Regions from separate parts of the Mus musculus genome. Here region 1 is linked to region 2. A link is a contact called in ENCODE Hi-C or POLR2A ChIA-PET data. All regions are on one chromosome and are shown on one strand. The core of a region is the stretch at or near the end of the contact, and the rest is flanking DNA. Distances in the headings are between cores, read along the strand shown.

Region 1 (3,876 bases), core at 673-3,172, 320 kb before region 2:
TGTATCTCATGGTAACTTTACATCTTCCCCCTGCTTATGAACTTAGCAGGATGTTCCTTGATGTTCCTTGAACGACTTCTGTTGCCATTTCCATGGTTTGTTTGTTTGTTTTTAAATCCTGTTCTGCACAGTGCCCTGCCTCTTCCAAGTGCAGAATGCAATCTGCAATTGGTCCAGGAAGCAGGAGAAGGAGGTAGTGTGTTAGTAGATCACACAGACTTGAACTTTCTAAGGGACAGGCGTCTATGAAATAGGACAGTGATTATTGCCAGGTAATGACACAGAGCCAAACACTGTGGTGGGGAGGGTTGTCACAGGATTTTCCCTGTCCAATTACATTAAGTGCAGGGGAGGCCTGTGACTGGACAGGGAAAAGGGAGGCAGATCAAAGAGTTACAGAGACAGAGAGGTCTCAGGAGGAGAGAGGAGGAGGATGGAGGCTGACTTGGTGTTATCAAAAGGTTAGAATATTTGGGTTAAAGCTTTATCATTATCAATTAGTTCTGAAATTATTTATTGCCATCTTGTAAATTGTGCAATATTGATACATAAATCTAATTGGTTAACTAGAAGCTTAAGAGTCTTGATTTTACCGGTTACTGGGTATCGTGTTATCAAATTTTGAGGATGGTTATTGGAATGTGGGACAAAGCGGTGGGACCCAGCTGGGACATAGTGTTGTGGTCCACCAGTGCTGGTACTAGAGTGGGAATGTGGCCCGACGGGGTCAGAGAGTTGGCAGGTTGAAAGAAGCAGGAGTGTGGAGAGTTGGCAGGTTCATTAAATATTTCCCATAACAGTGGGGTTTGTCCCAGGTCTGCTGGGGTGGGGAGGTTTTGGGACAGCTGAGTGGGGTGTGGCTCATGATCCAGATCATGGTGAGAGGGCATGACACCTGATGATGCGACCCAGGGAGATGAGAATTTGTGGTGTGGCTTCTAGCATCTTTAGTGGCTCAAGAAGTAGAGATCTCAGGCCAAAGGTAGGGGGTGTTAGACCAGGATTAGGACCCTTGGGGCCTGTCTTTGTTAGGATTTTACTGCTGTGAACAGATACCATGGCCAAGGCAATGTTTACAAGAACATTTAATTGGGGCTGGCTTATAGGTTCAGAGGTTCAGTCCAGTATCGTCAAGGAAGGAACATGGCAACATCCAGGCAGGCATGGTACAGGAGGAGCTGAGAGTTCTACATCTTCATCCGCTGGCCTCTTAAGAGAAGACTGACTGACTTCTAGGCAGCTAGGAAGTGGGCCTTAAAGCCACACCCACAGTGCCACACCCACTCCAAGGCCACACCTCCTAGAAGTGCCACTCCCTGGGCCAAGCAAATACAAACCATCACAGGGCCCATCTTTGATGACCCGCTTACACCAATCAGGAGCTGCCTCTTAAAGGTTTCACAATTCTGCCAAACAGCACTACCACTGCGAACAACTGTTCAAGCATTTGACCCTGTCCAGGACATTCCATACCATGCCACTAAGAGTAGAAAAGTGCTGGGTTGGGTACTGAGTCAGCCCCTCCTTAGATAACATCTACACCACAAACACACATTTATCCCAGCTTTCCTCTGAAATCCAGCCCATGTTCTGTGTCACTGAACGAGAATAATACATAGAGTGTGTCTTTAATCTGAAGTAGCACTTGGATTCCCGTATTACAATGGGCCCAAGACAGGAAGCCGTGTTCACAATGCTCCGTGGGGTTCCACAACAAATAAAAGCTGTTGTTTCAAATTAGAATTTATCAAGGCGTCCAAAGAGGCTGCAGGAATCCCCCAGCCAAGCTCTGGCTGGTGTGTGTTTTCGTTTGTGATCAAAGGCACAATGCTGAGCGCTGCTGAAAGAAAAAGCTCGCAACTAATAGCATAGAAGAGCAGCCGCAGTGAGGGTGGCATCTCTCTTGATTCTGTTAAGCCGGCTGCCAGGACCCACTGCGCATGCGTAGCAGACGATTGCTGTTTAATCCAAGTCCACACTGGAATGTGCTGACGTAAACCCACGGGGGACACCTTTCTGGAGGACTTGAGTCCCGGATGCTGTGGCTGCCCATTCTTCCTGGGGTTAGAGCCCCCTTATCGTAAGCCACACGCCTGCAGGAGCAAAGCAGGTGGTGTACCAGCGAGCCATACACAGAGGGGCGGGCTGGGGACAATACTGCGGGGGCTTCTAAACCTTCTGAAGAGTTCTTGCACAGTCTGTCGGTGTCAGAGCCACAGCAGCCTGCTGGGTGGTAGAGGAAGGCTGGGCTGGCAGATCTGGGGATGGAGGAAAACAGGCTGCCTCTTTGTCCTCCTGGCAGGCTTCCTGAGTTACAGGCATTGTGAACAACTCAAACCATCAGCCAGAGGTGACCGCTTGCTCGGTTAACTGGGAGAGCAGGCGGTGGGGAGGGGAGCGTGGTGCCTCTGGGGAGAGGACGGGGCTGTGACTTCACTCTAGGCATGCTGGGGATCCATTAGCAGTGGTCTGAACCTGAGGGATGATTTCACAGGTTCTGGATTCTAATTAGCAGCTCCATTCCAAAATCCCCCTTGAGTCTGTGTAACCGTTCCTCCACGTCCGGAATGCCTCCATTGGAAAGCTTTTAGGCTTTGGTGAATTGTTAAGCAGGACTTGTTTTTCCCCTCCTTTTTTTTTTTCCTCTGACTTCCATAGCTCACTATAGGAGGAAAGGATCATATCCTGGCATCTCTCAAAGCCCCGGGCAGCTCTGCCAGCCTCTGCTGAGTCATGGATGAGCAAGGACCAGGCTGATTCTATTTACGTGGTATTTGCATCCCTGTCCAGAAGCCTCTTGGGAGCCTATTCTCTCTGCTCATTGGGAATGCACGGTGCCCAGTTGATTCGTCTTGCTAGTCTTGATGGCATGCAGAGACTAAATGTATCCAGGCTCATGAATAAACTCCACAGCCCCAAAGGGCTCCTGTCTGGTTCCACTTTCCAGTGTGTAGCCCGAAGAGGCCAAGGTAACAGAGCTGAGGGGCGATTGCCCTGTCTCCTTGGAAATGATCTTTTGCTTCTAAAACCAAAGAGCAGGAAGGACGGACATCTGTGGAGACCTTCAGTAATTTATAGTGGGGGAGTGCAGATCTGGGCAGGCTGCTCTCCGAGGCACCACTGTGCTCAGCTGATCGAGGGTGGCAGCCTTGTGCTTCCTTCTCCTTTCTGCCAAGGTCTGGGTACAAAAAGTTGGAGCAGACAATGTGTGCAGAGCAAGATGACTCTGCTGCCCATGGGACACAGTGTGAACTTAGCATGAGGCTGGTGACACGGTCTCTCTGTGCACGTAGCAGGTCCCTTTGCCACCAGTGGAAAGGGGCTGGGTCAGGTGTCTGTAGGTCCTTGGTGTCTTACTCAAAGCATCGAAATTAGTAGATACAGGTTTGCACAAGTAGCAAGAGTGCTTTTTTTTTTTCACCAAAAGGCCAGAAAATGTGTGTTCAAGAATGAGAGTGGACATCATGAATGTCAGTACTCAAAGGCCCTGAGGGTTCCTTTCATGGAGATAGAGAGTGGGAATTCAGTTTCTAAGGATGTCCTTTGTGTGGTTCTCTATTTTAACTACATAGTTTAAGTTGTATATTCTTCTCTCTCGTCTCTTCTCATAACACATCTGATGTCAAACATATGCCAGGTTACATATAGGCCTACAATGGAAAATAGGGGATTCTCCCCGAAGGTGCACTTGGAGGACACAGTTTGCTTTATTGTACATGCATCTAAAACCAGTCTAGCCCCTCCTACTGGGATAGTTGTTAAGGAGATGAGAAACTGATTTCATTGTTCAGAGAGGGTGGTGCCTGCAGCTCTAGGCAAGTGGGGGTTCTAGGTTGGCAATAGATTATCCAGTGCATTATTCACAGGGATGGATGC
Region 2 (3,955 bases), core at 808-3,307:
TGGGTACTGAGGGAAGCCCTTCCTGTTTGCTATGTTCCCCAGACATTTACCCAGTTGGGGTCCCCCCCCTTTAGCTATTTATGAATACACTTTAATTTAGAACATACAAATTTAACGTTATAATTTAAGCCAGCCAAACCACAAGAAATAACTATAAAGCCAAATTTCAATTTCTTCAGCTAATAAGCCTGCCTACCACCAGGGCAAGACTTGGGCTACCTGTGATGTTTTACTTGTAGAACAAAAGTAAGGAAAATGAATTGGGGTGGAGCAGAGCACACCTGTCATCCAAGCCAATCATGAGGCAGGGGACCACAAGTTCAAAGTCTGTTTGAGCTATAGCGTGAGGTCAGCCTAGGCAGCTTAGTGAGCCTCTTTCAAAATAATAGTAAATGGCTCACTGTTTTGAAATAACAATAAATGAGGCTGGGAATGTAGCTTTGTGGTAGGGTGCTTGTCTATCATACCCAAGCCTATAGGTTTAATTCCCAAATCCGACCCCCTGAAAAAAAAAAGTACTTAACCCAGAATGTAAGAATCTGCTGTGGCCACTGATCGGTTAACTAGAGGCACTAGTTTAATGACTAGACTGTACTAGTCATTAAAAAGCCGTGCTGGGAAGAGACAAGCCAGATCTCACCAGGGGAGAAGGAAACGCAGAGGTCCGTGACACAACCCTCAGTATGACTCAGGCAGACGCACTCAGCTACAGATCTTCCTCAAATGCTGCCGGTCAACCCTTAGGCATGAACAGCCTCACACGCGCCCAAAACTGAAGATAGACTATTCTTCCCCCCTCCCAACCACCCTCCACCCCCTGCAATAGATCCCATTGCTGCCTGTTCCGGAAACCGCTCCAGCTAGCCATAAACAGCATGTCGAAATCTATGCAGCTCTTATCACCAAACCCACCCAAGAACTCCACATTCTCCAAAGACATCAAGACCTCCGCGATGCAGAGCCCAGTAACAAGCAGCTCGCTCATTCGTAGTCACCTCTGGTCGCTAGAGATCAAAGCCCACTTTCCATATTTGAAAAAAGAAATATAATAACCAGTTTAAGCCTTACAGGGGAGTACTATGTTTCAAATAAAGCAGCAGTTTGGGATAGTTTCTTCCTTTCATTCCAATTTGTAAGACGTTAAATAAATAAATAAATCCCAGCCTAGACTGCAGACGCAGGAAACTCAAGCGGGCAGCGGACTAAAATGCCTGTCATAAGAAAGCCATCTAGTGTTAAAGTTTAGAAGTGAAACCGCAGACAAAAGGAACATTTCTGGGACTATTTTGAAGTTACTGGGGAAAACCAATGAGAATAACCAAGACGCCCCGTTTTCTGCGGATGACTTGGGTTTTGGGGTGTTCTGCATTCTGCCTTTCCCCCTCGCTGTTTGGCCTTCTTTCTCAAAGCCATCCTTGCGCAGACCGAGGCAACTCCAAGCAGAACCCGAAGCGCCTAAGACCTGTTTTGACCAAAATCAGGTATCGCCCAGCCCCAATTCGTGAGGACGCACTTGCTGTCCGTTCGCCCGTGCTGACGTTGGCCCGGACTGAATTAATGTAGCCGAAGATGGTTAATGACGACAAACGTCTCCCCAAGGGGTGACGCCAAGTTGTCCTCGGCTTTCGCTCTCCGGGAGACGAGCCGAAATTGATTCTCGGGATTCTGCGACCAGGCTCAAATGAATGTGCCGGCGCTGCCGGTCGCTTCCCGACCGCGGTCCTCACCCGCGGAGACGCGAGCCCGCGCGTACAAAGGAGCGGGAGTCCCGGGGGAGCGGCCCGCAAGTTGCGCGCAGCCGGGCAGGTCCGGTCCCTGCGCCCTGCACCCCGCACCCCCCGGCACGCACCTCGGAGCCGCGGTCCTCTGGACCCCGCCAGGGCCGGCGCGCAGAAGCCAGGGCCTCGCCGCCCGCCGCCGTCCCGCGCTACCCATGGGCGCGCTCCCCGCGCGGCCGTTGCGCCCGCGGCTCGAGCTGTCGCCAGGCGCCGCGCTGCGTCCTCGGCCGCCCGGCTCCGTCTGCAGCCGGCTCCCGCCGCCGCCGCCCGCCCCGGCACCGCCCCCACGCGCTCCGCCCCCGCCTATTGGCCGGTGCCCCGAAAGACCCCACCCCGAGCGCGCCGCCCCCTCTCATTGGCCGGTGGCCGGACGGTCCCCGCCCCTAAAGCTCCGCCCACGCCCATTGGCCAACCGGACAGGCCCCGCCCCGAGCGCTCCGCCCACGCCCATTGGCGCGCCTCCTGGCCAGACTCGCCCCTCGCGGTCGGGCGCGCGCGAGCGCGAGCGTCCTCGGAGAGCGATTCTCCAGGTCGCGGCGAGCGCGAGGCCTCGGCTTACGGGGACAGGCGGCCGGCTTCGGAGTGCTCGCGAGCCCGGGTGCCCTCGGAACGACCGGTGCTCTCCGGGTGTGGACTCTCATTCGTACATGCTCGCACCATGTCCGGACCCTTGAGAGTCACCACGGCCTGGCGAAGCCCGAGGGACGGACTTGACGCAAAAGTGCAAGCTGTAGTCGCGCGGGCCGGGGAACCTGAGCCAGGAGCGATGCACGAGCGGGCCCACGCCTGCTCTCGGTGTTCCGGCCCTGTCTACCCCCTTTACCCCCAACCGCCGGGAGCCTCACCTGCGGCCGGCTGCAGAAGAGCGGCGTTGGGCTCTATTTTGAGATGCACGGGCAGGAGGAGTAAATAAGGCCGGAGCAGGTGGCAGAGCTGGCTCCACCTTACGTCCCCAGAGTCCTGAAATGGTTTGTTTGGGACTTTGAACTCCTCCCTGGAAGAGATAATGTTAATAATGTTATCTCTCCTTCCCTGTCGCAGTGCTTCCTACTACGAGCACACATCCTGGTGAAGTTTAAACAGTGGGTCCCCACCCAAGCTGCATTTCTCTGCGTGCACATTGTCCAATCTCTTATATATCATTTTAAATACAGGTGTAATGCGTAGGAATGGGCCTTGTAAAACATGCCAGCAACCTGTATATGACATTATGCTCCTGAGATTTCCAGGTTTTGAGGTCTTTCTGGATGGTCTCCCTATACCTACCGTTTGCAGAAGTTGTGTATGCATTCCACAAACATGAAGTCTGAGAAAAGTCCTGTGCTGCAGTGCTTTCTGGGAAACTTTTTACCAGACCCTGCTCTGTGCTTGGGGGTGAGGTGGGGGAGGGGGCAGATTAAACCGGGGCAGAGACTGTGGAATACAGCGCCAGAGAGGAAGGCAGGGCGTGGCTGCGGGCTCAGGTATCTTACAGAAACAAATATAAAATGCCTCTTTTGGCGAAGGTACGGAGATTGCTGGGGTTTCCAAGAAAAATACCAGCCATGAGGCATTCAACGGAGCTTGTCTAAAAGCCAGCGTGAGTCAGATTCCTCAGAAGTTAAGGGCGTTCTCTGCTTTTGCCAAGGACCTGGCTTCTGTACCAGGCTCTCAGTGGCAACTTACAACCATCTGTAACTCCAGGTTCAGAGGATCAGAGGCCCTCTTCTGGCTTCTCTGGTCATTGCAGCCATGCTGTGGACATACATGACTTCAAGCAATCTCTCAAGCAAATGAAAGCTAGAGTGAGCTACCATAGGTTCGTCATCTCCTGTTACTGTCCTGCGAGCCTCCCTCTCTGCCCTTCAAAGGCCTCATTACCCTGGGAATTCTTAAGAAAACAGAATCTAGGAACTCTCGCTCTCCAATTCTAAACTTTTTTTTTTAACTTCTGATGAAGTAATTCCTACATCAGTCTTTTTTTAAAGATTTATTTATTATTATATGTAAGTACACTGTAGCTATCTTCAGACACACCAAAAGAGGACACCAGATCCTGTTACAGATGGTTGTGAGTCACCATGTGGTTGCTGGGACTTGAACTCAGGACTTTCGGAAGAGCAGTCTGTGCTCTTAACCACGGAACTATCTCTCCAGCCCCCTACATCAGTCTTAAGAGTTCAAAGAGGGGCTGGAGA

The links. A loop is a pair of places that touch in the nucleus more often than their neighbours do. ChIA-PET counts read pairs that join two places held with the same protein, here RNA polymerase II (POLR2A).
Region 1: a map of left cerebral cortex shows a loop between it and region 2 (4-fold over the local background). The contact joins the enhancer-like site here to the promoter of Sipa1l2 in region 2. A Hi-C loop is called at or near these places in 2 of 37 maps with a recorded cell type or tissue (Patski and left cerebral cortex). POLR2A ChIA-PET finds 5 or more read pairs at or near these places in 2 of 5 experiments (Patski and embryonic stem cell).

The regions. Positions count from the first base shown.
Region 1 is chr8:125,252,334-125,256,209 of GRCm38, forward strand. All of the region lies in intron 12 of Disc1 (disrupted in schizophrenia 1), which reads left to right. Among named protein-coding and RNA genes, the nearest start is that of Gm30713, 130 kb to the right of the region's middle. Within about 2 kb of position 1,923, at least 1 of the 3 ENCODE cell types and tissues checked has a DNase peak (open chromatin) inside an H3K27ac peak, as active enhancers do.
Region 2 is chr8:125,567,806-125,571,760 of GRCm38, forward strand. Sipa1l2 (signal-induced proliferation-associated 1 like 2) reads right to left here and starts at 2,058. Exons shown (of 22, transcript NM_001357372.1): 1 at 1,850-2,058.